Regions from separate parts of the Homo sapiens genome. Here region 2 is linked to region 1. A link is an interaction called in ENCODE POLR2A ChIA-PET data of the cell type or tissue named here. Cell type or tissue: Panc1. All regions are shown on one strand.

What was found. ChIA-PET counts read pairs that join two places held together with the same protein. Peaks named below come from ENCODE experiments on the same cell type or tissue, not always from the same donor. Only the 100,000 strongest peaks of a DNase experiment are listed, where the experiment ranks them.
Region 2: POLR2A ChIA-PET joins it to region 1 with 17 read pairs; 1 of 35 experiments calls an interaction of 5 or more read pairs at or near these places.

Annotation. Positions count from the first base shown.
Region 1 is chr1:9,328,403-9,333,402 of GRCh38, forward strand. The region is part of intron 1 of SPSB1 (splA/ryanodine receptor domain and SOCS box containing 1); the gene reads left to right. Among named protein-coding and RNA genes, the nearest start is that of SPSB1, 38 kb to the left of the region's middle. In Panc1, no CTCF peak of the experiment used is centred here; no DNase peak of the experiment used is centred here; H3K27ac peaks cover 780 bases.
Region 2 is chr1:8,562,955-8,567,954 of GRCh38, forward strand. The region is part of intron 4 of RERE (arginine-glutamic acid dipeptide repeats); the gene reads right to left. Among named protein-coding and RNA genes, the nearest start is that of SNORD128, 71 kb to the left of the region's middle. In Panc1, no CTCF peak of the experiment used is centred here; a DNase peak (open chromatin) is centred at 4,380; H3K27ac peaks cover 409 bases.

The sequences.
Region 1 (5,000 bases):
AAGATGCTGATGCGTTTGTGACTCTCTAGGAGGGGATATGATGTTTCCTAACCCAGCTCAGACATGATTTCAAATGCCTTAAGAATCCGTCAAGGCCACTTCGGGGGAAGAGCTGATTTCTTTCAATGCTTCGTTTTATAAACAGGGACTCTAAGGCCCAGAGAGGTAAACATCTCGTTCGGGGTAACCCAGAGGCTGATGAGTGTGTTGGGGTGAGCACCAACGCCCCACCCACTGCCTCCCTCTGGCCTGGGAGAGCCATGGAGTTGACACAGGGTCACAGGTGTTGGGTCCTAGGTGGTGCTTCTGGGCACGTGAAGATGGTTTTGTCCCAGGAATACCCTGCGTCTTTTCACCTGAAGCTCACTCTGCGCTGGGGCTTCCCAACATGGCACTGTTGACATAGGGCAGGGGAATTGTTGATGTGAGGCTTGTGTCGGGCGTGGCTGGGCGTTTAGCAATATCCCTGGCCCCCACCCACCAGACGCCACCCCAACTTGTGAGCCCCACATGTGTCTCCAGACATTGCCAAATCTCCCAGGGTACGCTGGGGTGAAGGAGGGAGGGTAGTAAAATCACCCAGGTTGAAAACCACTGCTCTGTCCTACTAGGGGCGGGCCCTGCATTTGCTGGAATTTGCCAGTAAAGGGCAGAAAGACTTGCTGGAGCTCTGGCAGATGTGTAGGAGTTCGCGTGGGGGACAGGGTGGCGGGGACAGCCTCCCAAGGGGGAGAATTGAAGACACCTAAGGGCAGTTGTATGAAGCAGTGTGAGGGGCACTGCAGGTGGTTCAGTCTGCATGGGGCCCGAGCACAGCCGGTTGAGGGTTTGTGGGTGGGGGGAAATGCAGCTGGAGAGGGAGGAAAGGTGAGATCCCGGATGGGTGGATGGGTGGACAGGTGGACAGGCGGATGGGTGGACGTGTGTGAGTGTCTCAGTCCAGGAACTTCATGCCAAGGGCTGGAGGGCAGTGATGGAGAGGTCAGGGGAGGTGACACCCGGTGGTGGGTAGGTCAGGTGAGAGGATCCGAGGAAGGGAGTAGGGAAGAGAGCCTTTGGGAAGATGGGCATGGCCACCCATCAGAAGTTAGTGCTGGACAGCCTGGCCAACACAATGAAACCCCGTCTCTACAAAAAATGCAAAAATTAGGCACAGTGGCATGCGCCTGTAGTCCCAGCTACTCAGGAGGCTGAGGCAGGAGAATCCCTTGAACCAGGATGGGGAGGTTGCAGTGAGCCGAGATCACACCACTGCACTCCAGCCTGGGTGACAGAGTGAGACCTCATTTCAAAAACAACAACAAAAAAAAAAAAAAAAAAGAGAAAAGAAAGAAAGAAGTTAGTGCTGGAGTCCAGGAGACTTCCCAGATCTCGGCATCGGACACATGGCGGTGGGGCCGTGGGGATGGTAGGCTTGGGTGTGGAGGTAGAAGAGAGCGTTCTGTGGGTAACGTGACTCTGCAGACATTTCTTCTCAAAACTTGGATACTATGAGGCCTTTGGAATCTTTTCTGGGACTGATTCCTAGAGTCCAGGGAGAAAATTGCTGTGGATGACAGGACAGCGGGTTCAGAGTGGCCCAGGAGCAGGTGACTGCACATTTTTGCAAAGAGCAAAAGGGAAACCTGACCATCTGCATGGGTCTCTTACCTCCATTCTGAGGACACAAGGCATCTCTTCTCACTGTAGTTTGTCAAAGATCAGTGGCGTAAATAATTGCTAGGTGCTTGCTCATCGAGAAGAATCTGAATGACACCTGATATGTACACATAAAGATGTACCAGGCTGGGCACGGTGGCTCACGCCTGTAATCCCAGCACTTTGGGAGACTGAGGCGGGCGGATCACCTGAGGTCAGGAGTTTGAGACCAGCCTGGGCAACACGGTGAAACCCCGTCTCTACTAAAAATACAAAATACAAAATTAGTCGGGCGTGGTGGTGCATCTCTACTACTCAGGAGGCTGAGGCAGGAGAATCGCTTGAACCCGGGAGGCGGAGGTTGCAGTGAGCCAAGATTGTGTCACTGCGCTCCAGCCTGGGCGACAGGAGCTAAATTCTGTCTCAAAATAATAACAATAATAATAATAATAATAAAGATTTGCCAGTCTCCTTACTCCTACCACCCCAAGGGAACCACAGTAACATCCTGCCAGCTGGACCTTGTGATCTGGACACACGTATCCCTAACTTCACCCGACACGTTTGGGGGAGTATTTTGGGTTTGCCTGTCCTCTTCCTTTCCTCCCCTCCTTTTTCTCTCCCTTCCCAAACTGATGTTAGACTGGAGCATGTTCTTCTGAACTTTTTTTTTTTTAATCGTGGTAAAACATACAAAAACCTAAAATTTACCATCTTAACCATTTAAGACGTGCAGTTCAGTAGCGTTGAGTACATTACCGGATCGTACGATCATTTTGAGTTTGAGGAACCACCCTACTGTGTCCAGCGGCTGTGCCATTTTGCGTTTCCATCAGTGATACCCAAGGGTTCCGGTTTCTCCACATCCTTGCCAACACTTGTAATTTTCTGCGTCTTTTTTTTTTACATACTTAAAAAAAAATCCTAAATCTTTTATTGAAGGATGATATACCCAGAGTAGTTCCATACCTCCCTGCCTGCACTGACCTGTATGTCTGCATCTTTGGGGATGCCATTATTTTATTAGAATGGGCTCTCCTTTCATATTCTGTCGTGCTCTCCCCGCTGAATGCTTGTGGAAGTGTCTCCAGGCTCACTGATGTGGTTCTACCTCGTCTTTTTAATTGCTGTGTAACAACGGTTCATGGTGCAAACATATCAGAGTGGTCTGCCTAAGTGACCTTTGTCAATGACTGTGCACTCGATTTGGAGTGGCAGGAAGTGGCCGCACCTCTGTCATAAATACCCGTTATGGATCTCCTTCTGCTACTGGTGCTCTTGTTTTTTTTTTTTTTTTTTTTTTTTTTGAGGTGGAGTTTCACTCTTGTTGCCCAGGCTGGAGTACAGTGGTACGATCTTGGCTCACTGTAACCTCTGCCTCCTGGGTTCAAGCGATTCTCCTGCCTCTGCCTCCTGGGTAGCTGGGATTACAGGCATGCGCCACCATGCCCGACTAATTTTTTGTATTTTTAGTAGAAACGGGGTTTCATCATGTTGACCAGGCTGGTCTTGAACTCCTGACCTCAGTTGATCCACTGCCTTAGCCTCCCAAACTGCTGGGATTACAGGCGTGAGTCACCGTGCCTAGCCGGCACTCATTCTTATGGGCTCACGCACCAGGGGTGGAATTGTTGGATCAGTTGCCATTCATTTCCCCGAAGCTGCCGGATTCAGATCCCACCAGCCACGTTGGTACTTGCTCTCCGCTTCCTGTGTGTAGACAGGAGGCACCATCTCTGTATTGACTCTGTAGCAATCTGGAGGGTGCAACGTGCGATCTCATTACTGCTTTTCTTTTATGTCCTTTTGTCTCCATGGGAGGTTGAGCTTCTTTTCCTACAAGTTTACTTACTGTTTGCATTTACTTTTTCTTTGCATTGTCTGTTCCAGTCCTCTGGCTATTTGACTATTGTGTAATAAAAGGACCAAAAACAAATGTGCCAAACTGTTGACAGTTTGAGTGTTGAAAATATGTGACTCTTTTGTACGTGTTTGAATTACAGATTTTCAAAATTTAAAAAAGCCTTGGCCAGACGAGGTGGCTGATGCCTATAAATCCCAGCACTTTGGGAGGCCAAGGTGGGAGGATTGCTTGAGGCCAGAAGTTTGAGAATAGCCTGGGCAACATAGTGAGACCCCACCTCTACCAAAAAAAAAAAAAAATCTCAATGAGAGCGTTTTAGGAAGATTTGTTTGAGTGGGCTGAGATCTAAGGGACTTGGAGACTCTTGCAGTGGCCTTGCAAGTGATGACTTAAACAGTGAGAGTGAAGGTGGGATTCAGCAACTATGGGGGCAGCAATTTACAATGTTTGGCGCTAATGTGGGAAGCCAAGAAGAGGAGGAATTGAGGGAGATGAGGGGTTTGAATCTGGGTGAACTAGAGGTTGATGATAGAAATTGGCAGCATTGTAGAGGCCAGGAGGGGGCCATTTGAGTCTACAAGGGATGTATGAGTGGGAGCAGGGTCACTGCTGGGGAGATGATATTTGGTGGACACGTCAGGTTCACAGGCAGACACTCCCTGGAGCCATGAGAGCAAAGGATCCCACGGAGGGAGGTCCTGTGGAGGGAGAGACCCTCAAAAACATCTGTGTGTAAGGAGCAGGAAGAACAGGCGGAGGAGCTGAGACAGAACCTTAGAGAGTGAGTCAGATACTGTCACAAAACTAGGAGCGTTTCAGGTCAAGGGCATGGTGGTATTTTCAGATACAGTTGAGAGGTAGAGAGAGGATGCTTGTTTTTTGGGCCCGTTCAATTTATCGATTAGGAGGTCATGATCTTGGAAGAGCATTTTCCCTGCAGGGTCTAGGCCTGAGGTCAGCTTGCTGCTTCTGCAGCCTGAGTGCGTAGAGGGTGACGGAGACCACAGGAAGTGTGGTGGCAGCAGGAGAGGGCATCGGCTGTGGGTGGTTCTGGCCTGGGCCCCATCCTGGGCTCCGTGGCTGAGACTTGGTTTCAGTGCTCTCCACCAGCAAGTGCTCACTGAGCTTCTGCCCTCGTGGGCTGCGTCAGGCACCCAGCAAACCCCCAGGGTCCAAGAATCAGCCTCCCAGGTGCACACTCCATGGGAAAATGGCCAGAAACATGGAACCCACCTTCTTCGGTGAGAACCTTGGTCTGCCCTGTTCAGTGTCTGCTCCCAGAGGGACCAGCACAGCCATCTGTCACTTCCTGGACAGCAGCCTGTCCCTAATTCTTAGCCATTTAGGGCCTGGTCTTATATGCATTTATCTCCTTTTTCAAGTCCACTTCTACTTCCTGTCAGTTCTGTCTTCTTGTCAGCTTCTTTTTTTTTTTTTTTTTTTTAAGGCAGAGTCTCACTCTGTTGCCCAGGCTGGAGTGCAATGGTGTGATCTCGGC
Region 2 (5,000 bases), 770 kb before region 1:
TCTGTTGAGATTTAACAAATTTAAAATAACTGAAATGAAACACTCAGAACTAGATAACTGACAAGCGGTAGACTAGGGGAAAAGGAAGGCAATGGAAACAGGCAAGGCCAAGAAAAAGTTGCTGTTGAAGGGCAACTGTGTTGTCATCAGCAACACACAACACAGTCTGCCCAAACACAGACACAGGGTCTAACGTTGAGATGGAAACTTCCTTTCCTAGAGATCTTTCATGATTATTAATTTAGTGTTTTATCAATTTAAATAGCCTGAGTCTTTCCTAGAAACAGTCTTAATATCAGCCTCAGGGCAATGTTTTTCCACAACATAAAAATAGTAATAATAATCGAGGGGGTATCTGGATAGTTCATAAATACCAATAGGACTAGGGCAGAGAGAGAGAGAGAGTCCTTCACACAGAGGTGGCCTGCAAGCCAGACAGAACAACTGTAAATTCACCTACGATACAGAGGAAAGAGCTTCTTTGTCCCACTGATCACCAGCTGATGATACCTGCCACCAGCTCACAGCAGGGATTATCAGGTCCCCAAAGCCTCCAAAACAGACCACTCCTGTCCCTCTGTGTTATCAAATGTGACAGAGATATCAAGGCCAAAGACAGCCTCAACAGAGTACAAAGATGGATATTAGCAAATAAATAACTTTGCCAAGTCAAAACAATCTGCTGGAGAGAAGAGGAGTAACCTCCTGCATATATTTAACTGCTTAGTCATGGGGGCTCTTGATTCAGAACCAAGTGAAATCAGATCAAAATTCTTACTCTATAAGCCAATATAGCCAACCAAGTTTCTCCAGAAATTTGGGATGAAGTGGCTAACATGTGTATACTGTATGGCTTAAAAAGATACTTTCTGAAGAAACTTTTCATGCATTTCCACAACATGGTGATAATAAGGTTAAGAGTTGTCTGAACATTAGAGGTTTACTGTATAATTCAGAAATGTATACATAAAACTTTTAATTGGTAGTCAGACACTAATTAAGCATACAGAGGGGGGAACACCGTCTCCCAGAGACATCACTATCTCCCTTCAAGTGTGCTCACCAACCAGTTTAAAGAGGCATTAACTCTGCCAGTTGAGCCCACCTCCACTTACAGGACAATGACTGTTAGACGTGTCACCTTAGCTAAGACCTTGGGGACACAGTCATAATGGCTTTGATCATTCCTGACTTCAAGGGAGAAGGGTAGGGACAGACAATGGGGTCAAAGATCACTATTCTTCAAAGATCAAAGCTAACTCCAGATACAGACTGAGTAACCTCTTATCCAAAATACCTGGGACCAGAGGTGTTTCTGATTTCAGAATTTTCTAGATTTTGGAATCTTTGGGTATACATAATGAGATATCTTGGGGATGGGACCCAAGTCTAAACACAAAATTTATTTATGTTTCATATAAACCTCATACACATAGCCTGAGGGTAATTATATAAAACATTTTAATAATATATGCAGCCTGTCACAAAGGTCAGATGTGGAATTTTCTACTTACTGCATCATGTCAGCACTCAAAAAGTTATGGATTTTCAAATTAGAGATGCCCAACCTGTATTTATTTACACAGGTAAATCAAAACTAAAGATAAGCTTTCTGTACCAGTCATAGTTACCCAACTTCATGGATAAATATCTGAAATTAAATTTAATTCAATTAAAATGAAATTAGATCCAGGAATCCCACTTCTGTGAATTTACCAAAATATTTAAAATCAGTTTGTCAAAGAGAAGCCTGCACTCCCAAGTTTATCACAGTACTATTCACAATAAACAAGTTAGGGAATCAACCTCAGTGCCTATCAACAATGAATGGAGACAGAAAATGTGGTGTGTGTGTATGTATGTGTGTGTATATGTGTATGTGTGTGTGTGTGTGTGTGTGTGTGTGTGTGTGTGTGTATATATATATATAAAACTACTATTCAGTCTTTAAAAAGAAGACTCCTGTCATCTGCAACAACATGAATTGAACTGGAGAATATTATGCTAAGTTAAATAAGCCAGGAATTGAAAGACAAATACCACATGTGCTTATTACATGTGGACTCAAACAACCCAACTCACAGAAGTGAAGAGAAGTGGTTACAGAGGCTGGGCAGTGGGGGGAATGGGGAGCTAATGCTCAAAGGGTACAAAATCTCAGTAAAGAAGAATAACTGGGTTTTTTAAATGATCGACTGCACAACATGATTAATATAGTTAATAACAGTGTATTGTACATTTCAAAATTGGTAAGAGAGTAAATTTCAAATGTTGCCATCATAAAAAATGATAATTAGCTTGAATTATTCTACATTGTATTAATGAATCATACATCATTTTGTACTCCATACATATATACAATTATAAGTTGTCAGCTTACAACAAAATGAAATTTTAAAAATGAAATTAGATAGGAAATATCTTGTAATATTTCAAGCCTCTACCCTATTTAACATAAGACTCTAAGAATGCCCGGGCACCGTGGCGCATGCCTGGAATCCCAGCACTTTGGGAGGCAGAGGCAGGTGGATCACCTGAGGTCAGGAGTTCATGACCAGCCTGGCCAACATGGTGAAACCCTGTCTCTACTAAAAATACAAAAATTAGTTGGGTGTGGTGGTGGGTGCCTATAATCCCAGCTACTCGGGAGGCTGAGTGAGGCAGTAGAATGGCTTGAACCCAGAAGGTGGAGGTTGCAGTGAGCGGAGATCGTGCCACTGCACTCCAGCCTGGGCAACAAGAGCGCAACTCTGTCTCAAAACCAAACAAACAAAAAGGATCTAAGAATTTTACATATCTATATATATTATCCATATAACTTTACAGCCATTACAGCTCAAAACGCCAGGAAAGAGGTATAGAAAAACCTAAAGCAGAGTATACCACCAGGCCTCAGGCCATCAAGGTTCATGTATCCCAGGGTTCTGCTCTGACATGGGGACCAGTGGGTAAGGGGAAAAACTGAAATACTGACTCCACAGACTCTTCTCAGGAGAAAGAAAGGACTGAATATACTTTATAATTACACCATCCTATACACATCTCCCAAATGCACTGAGTCATTAAACATTTTGTTTCATTTTGAGAGGGCAGAGTGAGGCCTCGCAAGTAAATTTCTTATTGCCATTGATAAAGTATCCACTCTTGTTTGATCCTGGAACACCTTCTCCCAACCTTGGTGTATTTTAGTGTAGCGCTGGAACTGAACAGACCTAAAAATCCACAGGGTCGTCTTCTGCATCCACTCTCAGTGGGGCCTGAATCCACCTATGGAAGGACCACGGCTGTGGCACAGCTCCCCTCAGGTGGCCACACAACTCCCATTTCTAAAATACCTTAAAACAAGGGGCAGGTAGAGGAAAAATAAAACAAAATAAAATACCTGGGCTGGGTGTGGTGGCTCACACCTGTAATCCCAGCACTTTGGGAGGCCAAGGCAGGTGGATCACAAGTTCAGGAGTTCAAGACCAGCCTGGCCAAGATGATGAAACCCCGTCTCTACTAAAAATACAAAAATTAGCCGGGTGTGGTGGCGACCGCCTGTAATCCCAGCTACTTGGGAGGCTGAGGCAGAGAATTGCTTGAACCCAGGAGGCGGAAGTTGCAGTGAACTGAGATGGCACCACTGCACTCCAGCCTGGGCAACAGAGCAAGACTCTGTCTCCAAAACAAAAAACAAACAAAAAAAAACCTGAAAACAAAAATTAAATGGGACACAGAATCCTGTTGGTGGTAACATCACATTTATTAGCATTTCCAAATGGGTATACCTGGAACTACTGGTACATCCAATATATAGCAGACTTCTGGAGGGATCTGCTCACAACTGGAATAGTAATTTTTTTTTTTTTTTTGAGACGGAGTCTCACTCTGTCACCCAGGTTGGAGTGCAGTGGTGCGATCTCGGCTCACTGCAACCTCCGCCTCCAGGGTTCCAGCAATTCTCCTGCCTTAGCATTCTGAGTAGCTGGGACTACAGCATGTGCCACCACACCCAGCTAATTTTTTGTATTTTTAGTAGAAATGGGGTTTCATCGTGTTAGCCAGGATGGTCTTGATCTCCAGACCTCGTGATCCGCCTGACTCGGCCTCCCAAAGTGCTGGGATTTCTGGTGTGAGGCACCGCACCCGGCCAGAACTAGCATAATGAATTTTTAAAGAGAAGTTAAGTAGATGAAAGAAATAGAAGACCATGGCCACATCCATCTGACTAGGCTGCTTACTGCTTGTAGGCACTAGGATCAAGGTTAGAGGCTCATTTTCAAAACCTATGAGTGGTATTCAATTCAAAAGACTGTTGTCAAGAGATAACATCAGCATCTGGGTCTGTGTGAAAGGATTTAAATCACCTTCTATCAGATGTTGAAGCATGAAGGGGGAATGGTAGGAAGGCAGATGACTATTCACAGTGTTTACAATCAAGATATACAAATAACTGGCTACATACAAACACTCAGAAAGATGATGTAACTATGAATGTACTGAAGCACAGGCTCAGATGATGGGCAATAATTTCAAAACCACTGTTTCTTGATGATGCCTTGTTTGTTAAACTTCTGCCGCTGTTAAATTATTTTTACACTTTAATATGGAGAAAAATCAACCAATATTTTGGTAGGAACTAAAACAGTGCATGAAAACTAAATCATCTCTGAAATGCTAGCTAAGGAGTCAAAACTCATTAAGGATTTTCTACTTAGGATTATATTGTGTATGAACACTGAAATTTTCAGACAATTCATTCTTGTATTTGTTTGTAGCAGAGAGGCCAAAACTAAGCACAGGTAAAACCTTGGGAATATTTGTACTTCTTGCCCTCATCTGTAAACTACAAGGCTGGGTAACTAGATGACCTCTGTTGTCCTTAATATCACACACACACAGAGATAAACTGTACGTCAAGGGGACTTAGCAGATAGGGACAGACATAGCAAACTAAAGAGCACTTCTGTAGCTCCCCAAAAGTATCCCACAATGTACTTCAACCTGACTGTGGGGTT